2 separate regions of the Mus musculus genome follow, and region 1 is linked to region 2. A link is a loop called in an ENCODE intact Hi-C map of the cell type or tissue named here. Cell type or tissue: gastrocnemius. All regions are shown on one strand. Each heading gives the region's core, and the rest is flanking DNA. Links, peaks and the distances in the headings are about the cores only.

Evidence for each region. Hi-C counts contacts between places; a loop is a spot of excess contacts. Peaks named below come from ENCODE experiments on the same cell type or tissue, not always from the same donor. Only the 100,000 strongest peaks of a DNase experiment are listed, where the experiment ranks them.
Region 1: it touches region 2 in a loop (2.9-fold over the local background); 12 of 42 quality-filtered maps call a loop at or near these places.

Annotation. Positions count from the first base shown.
Region 1 is chr4:21,773,212-21,778,590 of GRCm38, reverse strand. Usp45 (ubiquitin specific petidase 45) reads right to left here and starts at 2,321. Exons shown (of 18, transcript NM_152825.2): 1 at 2,274-2,321. In gastrocnemius, for the core only: no CTCF peak of the experiment used is centred there; a DNase peak (open chromatin) is centred at 2,348; H3K4me3 peaks cover 1,625 bases; H3K27ac peaks cover 1,102 bases.
Region 2 is chr4:21,724,010-21,729,388 of GRCm38, reverse strand. Ccnc (cyclin C) reads right to left here and starts at 1,688. Exons shown (of 12, transcript NM_016746.4): 1 at 1,474-1,688. The coding sequence starts at 1,505. In gastrocnemius, for the core only: a CTCF peak has its summit at 2,349; DNase peaks (open chromatin) are centred at 1,706 and 2,331; H3K4me3 peaks cover 1,958 bases; H3K27ac peaks cover 1,604 bases.

The sequences.
Region 1 (5,379 bases), core at 51-5,050, 49 kb before region 2:
GATTATTTTTGAGAGGGGGATGGAGATTCAGTCATTGTTTTTAACTTCATCTGTTACAGCTCTTCATTCTTTTCTTTTTTTAATACTGTTTTCACATATTATTTTTTTAAGTGTGTATATGGGGTGTGTGTGCAAGTGTCCTTGCTAGCACACCTCAACAATGCTTCAATTCCTAGAGCAGAACGGAGAAAGATTAATACAGAGCTATTTTGTAAAGCTTTGCCTGGAAGCTCATATTAGCTGACTAAAGAAAATCACGTGGTCACATTTAGCTTTAGTAAGTAAACACTCTATCAGCCATTTAGCAGAAGCCAATTCTAGATGAACCCAAGTCACCATTTTCTCATGTATTCAGAAAGTCTTGTAAGACCGGGCTTACCCTCATCCCCCACACCTCTCCCTGGACAACTTCTGTGCACAATACTCAGACACTCCAAACCCTTTTCAGTCTCACCTGCACCTCCCCTACCGCCCCACCAATCCCGGCTTTCCACCTCTAAATTTACAAACCTGCATCCACTAACTTTAATTTGAGCCCTGGCCAGAGTAAGGCATTCTCAGACAGAAACAGCTCACGAGAAATGATATATTTTCCCCTATAACAGATAAACCCTTGATGAAGATTTATGTACAGATAATGATGACCTCTGGAAGAATACTCAGAGGCAGATTTTTGATTTTGACTTTGTAAACAACCTGCTACCTTTTTCGAAACCGTTGTCTCAAACGTCTCCCGGTAATGGAGGGGCAATTTCCAATCATTTTTCTAGCAGATGTAACGTTATCTGAACATCCACAAGCCATAATGTGGCAATACCATGTAACCTTCTCCTACAAATGCCACTTAAGGCAGAACAAGCAAGCAAACAACATTAAAATCCAACTACTGGACTTTCAAAGGCTTTCCATTATCAAAATTGTGTCTGGAAACCTCCAAGTCTCTCCTGGCACTGAGGAGTCAAGAGGACTGACTCACAGGATTCAGCACATGGTTGTATATTTCATGGTACATTCTATGAACACTCAACCCGACTAGACTGGAAAAGGGTACTTTGCCCATAACTTCCATAAAGTCTCTCTCTTCAGGTGGGTAAGACAAGGACTAAGCAGCAACATGAATCTGGGTTCAGGGGAACCCATTAGAGACTTGGAGCACAGAAACTGTATGGTAACTGGTCATTTTGGCATGAAACATAATGCTGAGTATAGAACAATTACTACTACATCAGAACATGCCCAAACTCCAAGTTTTAAGATGCCAAACAAGGGCCAATGTTGCAGGCAGAGCCATCAAAGGACAGAAGTTTCAGGCCTGACTTCACCACAAACATGTTCTGGCTTTTTCTTTCTTTCTTTTTTTTTTTTTTTTTTGAGGTTTTGCAAACATCAAACGTTACAGCTTTCTTTTAAAACATAAATCTATTGATGTATTTTATATGTATGGCTGTGCACGTGTTTAGTGTTTCGATTTGCATTAGTGAGGTCAGAGTAGCTTCTCTCTTTCACCTCGTGGGTCCAGGAGATTGAACCATCAGGTTTGGCGACCTGCTGAGACGTCAACTTCAGCTTTTAATTTAAATATTATCTAGCACTTGCGTTACCTCTAACAAAGGATGTACGGCTAACGCAATTAATATCACACTTTTCAACTGGCTACAAGCTTCCCTTGTCAAATTGGTTTTTGTTTTGATTTTTTTTTAAGTTTTGGGCTGCTATTCTCCAGCGTGAGAAGAGGAAATGCAAACATCTTCCTTTTAGATACCCGGGCTCAAAACACTCAATTCTATGAACCTCTTACAAGCACTTTGAGATACGTCACTATCATCATCCTTAATTTACACTTGGAACTGGATAGAGGTAAAGTGACTTGCAGAAGTCCGGGAGCCGGACGTGGGCTCAGGTATAGGATCGACCCCTAACCTAATATTTGGCGTCGCCAAAAAGCTGTGTCTAGGCTCTTCGTCAGGCCATGAATGCACCCCAAGTTAGCAGAGCGGGATGTGCTGCGAGGGGAGACCCCGAGGGGACAAGCGGACGCTGCATGCCCGGGTCACCAAAAAGACGAGACTCGGCCTGGCTCCCTCCCCGACCCCGGCTCTTCCCCCCTGCCGCCAGCACTCGGCCCGGGAGGCCGCCTGGTGCCTTTGTGAATCTGGACGCGAGGGTAGGCTAGGAAACCTCTCTTTCTAGGCTGGTTGACGTACAGGAAGGTCTCGTCGCCCAAGCGAAGACACAGTGGTTACAGTGACCCCAAAGCCTGGGCCCCAACTCACCCCGCCCGCCGGGCCGCAGCTTCCACACGCAGGAGCTTCTGCGCCTGTGCAGAGGGGAACCCGGAGAAGGCGGGGCTTGGCGTCCTGGGCGGGGGCGAGGGCGGGGTCTGGTGTTCTGGGTGGGCCGAAGGCGGGACTTTGAGTCCAGACCCAGATCTGGGTTTTCCTTTGGCGGCTTGGAGGTTGGAGCATGGTGGAGGAGTGTAGATGGGATGAGGGGATGGCGCCCTGCAGCCAACTGATTACAGTGCCAGCCACGGGGCCTGGATGCAGGCGCTGGCTTTAGTGAGCTGCGTCCCACTTGCTGGGTGCCTTTTAAGACAGCTTCCCTTGTTCCATCACCCAACTCGGAACCTAAAGTCGCATCTGAGATTCACTCTATATGATTTTAACGTTTTATTTCACGTGGTTCTCACTTCTGAACTAGATTGTACATCACACCTGTAATTCTGCTCAATCCGATCATCTGTTACAACAATGTACACCTTGCTTTTGAGTAAAAACAGTTGGTTTGAAATTTTGTTGTGGGGCTGGAGAGATGACTCAGTGGTTAAGAACACTGACTACTCATCCTGAGATCCTCAGTTCAATTCCCAGCAACCACATGGTGTCTCAGAACCATCTGTAATGGGATCCGATACCCTCTTCCTGTTACAAAAAATAAAAAAATTTAAAAAACAAAAAATAATTTCTTGCAAGCACTAGTTGATGAGCCACAGTCTTTCACAAGGGACAAGTTGTGACCTAATGGATCGTGTGCTGGGGTTGGAGTTTAAAAGAGTTCAGTTAAGAACCAAAAGCTGACTGGGTTTGTTGTTGTGGTTTGTTGTTTCCACTTTTTTTTTTTTTTTTAACTTAAAAATCTAATTCATTTCCATGGGGAAACTTGGCAAAGGAGAGAACTCTTCCTTTATGTTGTTTATAGGAACCATTCATTAGACAAATGCAGTGGAATACAAGCATGCTGGTCAAGATACTAGGTATGGGGTACATAATTGTCTTTTAGAAGGTCATTTTCTTCCAGGGAAAAAAAGAAATGCTGCATCTGTAAGAACAGTTTGGGTTATGATATAATTCCAAAGTCTATATACAAATTTCAAATTTGTCTGTATAAATATCAAGTTTCATATGTTAGTATTGAATTTGAAATAGACTATGTAAAAGATGCAAAAATTTGCATCCTAAATTGTGTCAGGTTTTTGTTTTTTGTTTTTTTCTGGTTTTTCTTTCTTTTTTTTTTTATTAGATCTTTTCTTTATATATATTTCAAATTTCAAATGCTATCCGGAAAGTTCCCTATACCCCCCACCCCGCCCTGCTCCTCTACCCACCCACTCCCACTTCTTGGCCCTGGCATACCATTGTACTGGGGCATATAAAGTTTGCAATACCAAGGGGCCTCTATTCCCAGTGATGGCCGACTAGGTCATCTTCTGCTACATATGCAGCTAGAGACATGAGCTCTGGGGGTACTGTTTAGTTGATATTGTTGTTCCACCTATAGGGTTGCAGACCCCTTCAGCTCCTTTGGTGCTTTCTCTAGCTTCTCCACTGGGGCCCCTGTGTTCCTTCTTATAGATGACTGTGGGTTTCTCTGTATAGCCCTGGCTGTCTTGGAACTCACTCTGTAGACCAGGCTGGCCTCAAACGCAGAAATCCACCTGCCTCTGCCTCCTAAGTGCAGGGATTAAAGGCATGCACCACCATTGCCCAGCCTAAATTGTGTCAGAAATAGGTCTTTTTAAAAAGTATATATTAAAACTCATGGAAAAAATAACAGAAGAAAAGAAATTTTTTTTTAATTTTTAAAAATAGAAAACAAAAGACTCAACTTACAGTTAAAGGAAAAAGGGCAGAATTTTAAAATTAAAATTTAGATTCTCTTAATAAAAAGAAATTCAAGAATTCATCAATTAATCCCTCAATATTTAAGTTTGTCTTAGAATTGAGTCCTGTGGCTACCATGATATCTAACAGATATGCCCTTAGACTGATCAAAATCTTTAGAGACTGAAACCCCCATTCAAACTTGGAGGTTTGCAGAAAAATGAATGGAACTAGAGATCATGTTAAGTATCAAACAAAAAAAAAAGACAAATAAAATGTTATTCTCATTTCATTTCTATTACTGCGGTAAAATGCCACAGCAACAAGCAATCTCTGAGGAAGCAAGTCCGTCATATTGGGAAGTCAAAGAAGCAGGAACTCAAGACTATAATTATCATACTATAAGAAATAGCAAATATAAATCCTTTGTTTCAAATACTATAAAACTTGTGTTTAAGATACACAATTCACATCTTTTTACCCTATGCCCTTGAAAAACTATATTCAAATCTTTTTAAAAACTGTTTTCAGATGTGGTGTGGCTCAGCCCTTAGCACACATCTTTAATCCCTCTGAGTAGAATACAGACATCCCCTTAGTAAAATTGGTTTGTAGACGGAAGCACCCATGTTTGAAAGTGATGGCTAGAAAAGAGGCAAACAAAGAGCTGACTCAGAGAAAGATTCTACAGAATAGAATATGCCCAACTCTTATGGAAATAGAGAGAAAAAGAGAGGCTACTTAAGAGAGACCCGTGAAGATAGAGAAAAGGGAAGGAGGCATTTTTATGTTTTACTGAGAGAGTTTCACTGAGACAGGTTTCAGAGAGAGAACAAACTAGACATGGGTGAAGACAGAAAGAGCCAGAGAACGAGGAGGAGTCAGAAAGTTAGAACATATTGCCAAAGTCAGAATGAAGCAAAGCTGAGCAAAAAGTCAGAGCTGAGGAGAGAAAAGTCAAACTGATTCAATTAGCTTGGAGAGAAGTTTGAGCCAGAACAGCACAACCAGCCAGCCAGAGTTCAGAAAGAACTAGAAAGGGGCGAGCTTACTTAGCAGTCAGTCTCAGAGGCTGAAAACGTTCTAGGCCTAGGTAAGGTTTGTAAGGAAGTGTACTGGCTAGTTTTGTGTCAACATGACACAGCTGGTGTTATCACAGAGAAAGGAGCTTCAGTTGGGGAAAGGCCTCCATGAGATCCAACTGTAAGGCATTTTCTCAATTAGTGATCAAGGGGGAAAGGCCCCTTGTGGGTGGGACCATCTCTGGGCTGGTAGTCTT
Region 2 (5,379 bases), core at 86-5,085:
TCATGTGTACCAAACACCAGCACACAGGTTTTCAGACCCTCTAGACTAAGAACCATCCTGGAAGATAGACTCTTGCTATATCCAAAGACTTACTACTGCCTGTCTTAGTATTATGTCACTGAGACAGGCAATCAAGGCATTATCTGAGCACCAGGATTAAGTACAGGCCCAAGCTTTATCCCACCTTTTTGGGTCATCCCCTTTTGTATTTCATTTTTTTAATGGAAACATCTCAGTGAGTGAGAACAATGTAAAATAATGTCCCCCAGTGATGCTTCATTGGCCTTTCATCTTCCCAGAAACACTTGGTAGCAAGGGAGGACCTGCTTTCAGAAACAGGTTTCCAAATTCAGTTTTCTTTCTTTCTTTTTTTTTCCCCCTTCTTCTTCTTTATTCTCAGGCAAAGAGGGAAACAAGCAAACCAATTCACAGAATTAAAATTTTGTTATTCTCTTCCCACTAAAATTTAATTAAACTAAATGTCTCTATCTAGTCCTGTTCATTTTTTATGTATTTAGTGGAAAGCCTGCTCAACGCTTAGCCCAAGCATACAACTTCCTGCATGTTTAACCAAATGTATTTAGAGACAAATATCTTTAAGATTACTTTAGCCCTTCCATGGTCACTGAAAGACATTAAAATTTAGTGATTTAAGTGGTTAAAGGAAGAGGACAAAATCTGGGAAATACACGACTTTAAGGCAAAATATAAGACACTGGCTAATGAATGAAAATGGATATATTTTGAGAGCCCCTGTGCTCGCAAATTCTAGAAGCATTAAAGTCAATTTAGGAGCCTGCAATTGGTGGCTCATGCCTTTAATTCCAACACTTAGAAGCAGAAGCAGAGGCAGGCAGATTTCATTAAGTTCGATGCCAGCCTGTGAGTTTTAGGGCAGCCATCCCTCAACGTGAGAAACACTGCTTCGGGGATGGGGGTAGTGGTGTCAATCTAGGCATAAGGCTGGGCCAGGAAGCAGCAGGTAGAAACAAGCACGACTCACTCCTCTCCTCTGAGTAAATATTAAATCTACAGTAAGGCGAATGACAAGAGATTATAATATCACTGCTATGAAAAAACAAACAAACAAACAAGCTAGCTAGCAATAGCCAACCATGTCCATCCAAAGCAGGGAACCTCACAGAGCTACAATGGGTCACTCTTTCCCTTGCCGGTGCCCACATCATCCCACCAATCAAACCCCAAATTTGAAATGAAACCGCCTCCGACTCCCTTCCCGGAGATCAAACCCCTTACCTCTTACCCATCCTTCGAGCTCACCTCCCCTCTGCTCCCGAAATCTCTCTGTGAGAAGAGGGGAGGCTCGCAAACGACAGCATCACGTTTCGGACCCCCGGCTTCCCAGGGAGGGCTCACCCGCAGCGGCCAGGATGGAAACCCCGAGGGATGGGCAGGCCCAGCCCTCCTGTGCCCCAGCCCCGGCCCCAGGCGAGAAAATGGAAGCTCACTTACTAGTGGGAGCTCTGCCAGAAGTTCCCTGCCATGGAATAATACTGCTTGCCCTGATACAAATGCACCAGCCAGCAAAGCGGCCCGCGGAGCGACCATAGACACAGTCCGGACGACTGTGCTCCTACCAGACTGGCTGGGCTGAACTCCACAGCCACCGCAGCCGGAGGAAGAGAACAGCACCCTCGTCGCCTTGACGCCGGTCGACAACACTGAGCGGCGTACACCGGTTCCGGCAGACAAAAGTTCCGGCCCGCCCTAGTTGCGGAGGAAGCTAGCAACCGCCCGACCGCCAATGGGCTTGTTGAGGCGGGAGCTAAGGAAACACGGGCGGAGGCTCCCGGTGGCGAGAGGCTCTCCCCGAGGTTTCCTGCCAATTCTCCTCCAGAGCGTCCACACACTGGGTTTCTGGTCTAGTGCGGTTTTCTTTTGGGTCCATTTAGGGATCTTGTTAATCCACGGTGTAGGCCTTCAGAAATAGCACACTGGCGTTGAAGAAAGCATGGCAGTATATGACTGCTTTTTCCCTAGGGCTGAAAGGAGAAATAAATGAAAGTAATTTTGGCCTTAAGATGTAAGTGCTCTTAGTAAAGTTCCTGTCGGTATTAAGCCTAACGAGTTAAGTGTAGACTTAACTTAGAGTAGCAATCTTTTTATGTCAGAGCCGGCTACTTGTTTACCTAAAAACATGAGCATATAAATGTACATCTAGCTAACACTTACGTTCCAAATGGGTATGCCGCAGAAATGCAATTAAATAATATTTAAATGTTGCTGTTATCATTGCAACTTTGCGTTCGCGTTTCGTACTGTACTTCGGCGGCAGAGTCAAGAACATGAGGAGTTTCAGGCCAGTCCTTGCTTCATGCTGAGACGCCATCTAGGGGAAAAGAGGAAAAGGGATGTAGATAATCAAGGATGTAAAATGCTTGCTGGTGCCCCAGAAGCTCTGGGTGATACTCAGCACTATATACACCTGCAAGCTAAGGGTATTCAATACCCTCAGATACGTTGTTTTGGGCCAGCCTAGGACAGGTGAGGATCTATCTAAATCTTTTAAGTTTTAATTTAAATTAAAAAATGTCTCTAAATGATTGGGCACACCTGAAAATTAGTCAAGAATTCCGAGGAAGATAGCACCAATGTTTTTCCTTTGTGAGTGGAGTCTAATTGAGATGTGGAATGGAGTGAAAACAATTTCTATAAGTGAAACTAGTATGCCAACTATAGAAAAGATGTTTTTAAATTCCACCCACTTAGGCACGTACACAATTAACCTGTGAAATACATTTATTCTTGAATTTGGATGAGCTAGACTAGGCTTCATTGTTATAACATTGTTATACCCCCAACTTAGCTTGAAAATTCGTCTCATTCTCATGGTATTTCCTAAAGCTGGCTAGTTCTTCCTGGCTGCCCTCTAGATCTTCAGAGAACTAGAGGGTTTCTATCTCCCAACTATTCATTTCAATGTTCCTTGCTTCCAAGATCAACATCTTTCTGGGCAGAACATGACTCAAGCGAGCTCTTTAATAACTAGTATTAAGAGTCTTGAAATAGAAACAACCCAATCAATTTTCATGACCCACTGACCAGAATATACCCAAATGACTCCAACTTAATAGCCAAGGTACCTAAAAAATGTTGAGAGGCATGTAATACATTTGTGAACATTACTGTTTGTTTCACTGCAGATCAGTTTGTTTGTTTGTTTGTTTTGTTTTTTCAAGACAGGGTTTCTCTGCATAGCCCTGGTTGTCCTGGAACTCACTTTGTAGACCAGGCTGGCCTGGAACTCAGAAATCCGCCTGCCTTTGCCTCCCGAGTGCTGGGATTAAAGGCGTGTGCCACCACGCCCGGCAGATCATATTTTTCTTTTTCTTTTTTTTAAAGATTTATTTATTTTATTTATATGAGTACACTGTAGCTGTCTTCAGACACACCAGAAGAGGGCATCAGGTTCCATTACAGATGGTTGTGAACAACCATGTGGTTGCTGGGAATTGAACTCAGGATCTCTGGAAGAGCAGTCAGTGCTCTTAACCGCTGAGCCATCTCTCCAGCCCCTCAGATCATATTTTTCAAAATGTGTTTTAAAGACACAACCATCACCCAAGTTGTGCATCATAGAGATTTAGATTTGCTTTAATTCTCTCTGCTCTTTTCCTTTTGTTTTATCAGCCTTGCATAAAGATTCTGTAACAAACTGCTTGCGATGTTTTATGTGCTTCTATGACACTTTTTTCTTTCTTTCTTTCTTTCTTTTTTTTTTACTGTTTTAGACAAGATCTCACTATGTACCTTTGGCTGTCCTTAAACTCACAAAGATCTGCCTGCCTCTTTCTCCTGAGTGCTGGAACTAAAAGTGTGAGCCACTACACCTAGCTCCTATAACACTTTAAAAACGGGAAGGCGTTAGCACACATCTTTAATCCCAGAACGCAGGAGGCAGAGGCAGAGGCAGAGGCAGAGGCAGAGGCAGAGGCAGAGGCAGAGGCAGAGGCAGAGGCAGAGGAGGCAGAGGAGGCAGAGGAGGCAGAGGAGGCAGAGGAGGCAGAGGAGGCAGAGGCAGAGGAGGCAGAGGCAGAGGCAGAGGCAGAGGAGACAGAGGCAGAGGCAGAGGAGGCAGAGGCAAAGGCAGAGGAGGCAGAGGCAGAGGCAGAGGCAGAGGCAGGCTGATCTCTTGAGTTTGAGGCCAGCCTGGTCTACAGAATGAGTTCAAGAATGGCCAAAGCTGGGCTGGTGAGATGGCTCAGTGGGTAAGAGCACCCGACTGTTCTTCCAAAGGTCCAGAGTTCAAATCCCAGCAACCACATGGTGGCTCACAACCATCTGTAGCGAAATCTGACGCCCTCTTCTGGTGTGTCTGAAGACAGCTACAGTGTACTTACATGTAATAAATAAATAAATCTTTAAAAAAAAAAAAAAAAAAAAAGAATGGCCAAAGCTACACAGAGAAACTCTGTCTTGGGGGAGAGGGTTGCAGTATCCTGGGCTGGCCTGGAACTCACTGTGAACTCAAGTGTTCTGATTTGCTTCTCTGTTATTGTGATAAAATGCTGACAAAGGCAACTTGGGTATATAAAGGGTTGGCTTCACCTTCTGCTCCAGCATCGAGGAAGGCCATGGCGGGAATCTGCTTCAAAACTGAAGCAGAGACCATGGAGAAAATCTTAATTCACCGTGGCTTACTACTTTGTTATGTTTCATGAGCCCACCTGCTCAGGGATGGCACTGCCCACAGTGGACTGGCTCCTCCCATATCAATTAGCAATCAAGAAAATGCCTCACAGACAAGCCCACAGGCCAGTCTAATGAAGGTAATTACTCAATTGAGAGTCCTCTTTGAAGGGACATCTAGGTTTGTGTCAAGTTGACAAGTATGATACCATTAATGTTCTACTTTACCTTTCTGATCCTCCTGCCTGCACCTACTAAGTGCTAAGGTTGCAGGCCTCTTCTATGTACTCTATTAATTTATATATTATACATGTCTATTGTTATCTTAGCACCTAGCATCTACTTTATGTCTGTGCCTATACACTTTCCCACATCTTTGTAACACCTAATAGGCATAGCAATACTGATATTTGTGGGGTTTGGGGATATTTTTAAACTGTGTATGTGTCAAGAAGAGGTTGTTAGATTCCCTGGAGCTGGAGTTAGAGGTGGTTGTGAGCTTCTCAAGCTGGTAATGAGATGGCCTCAGGCCTTCTGGAAGACCAGCAAGTGCTCTTAACCACTGAGCCATGTCTTCAGCCCATACACTGATATTTGTATCTAACTCTCACATAATTGGGGGAAGGTGTGTGCTTTAATATCATAACATGGATACAAAATCATGTTGGAATGTGAATGCAAAAACAAACTGCAACACATTATTAGAGCCATTATATAATACCATCCAGG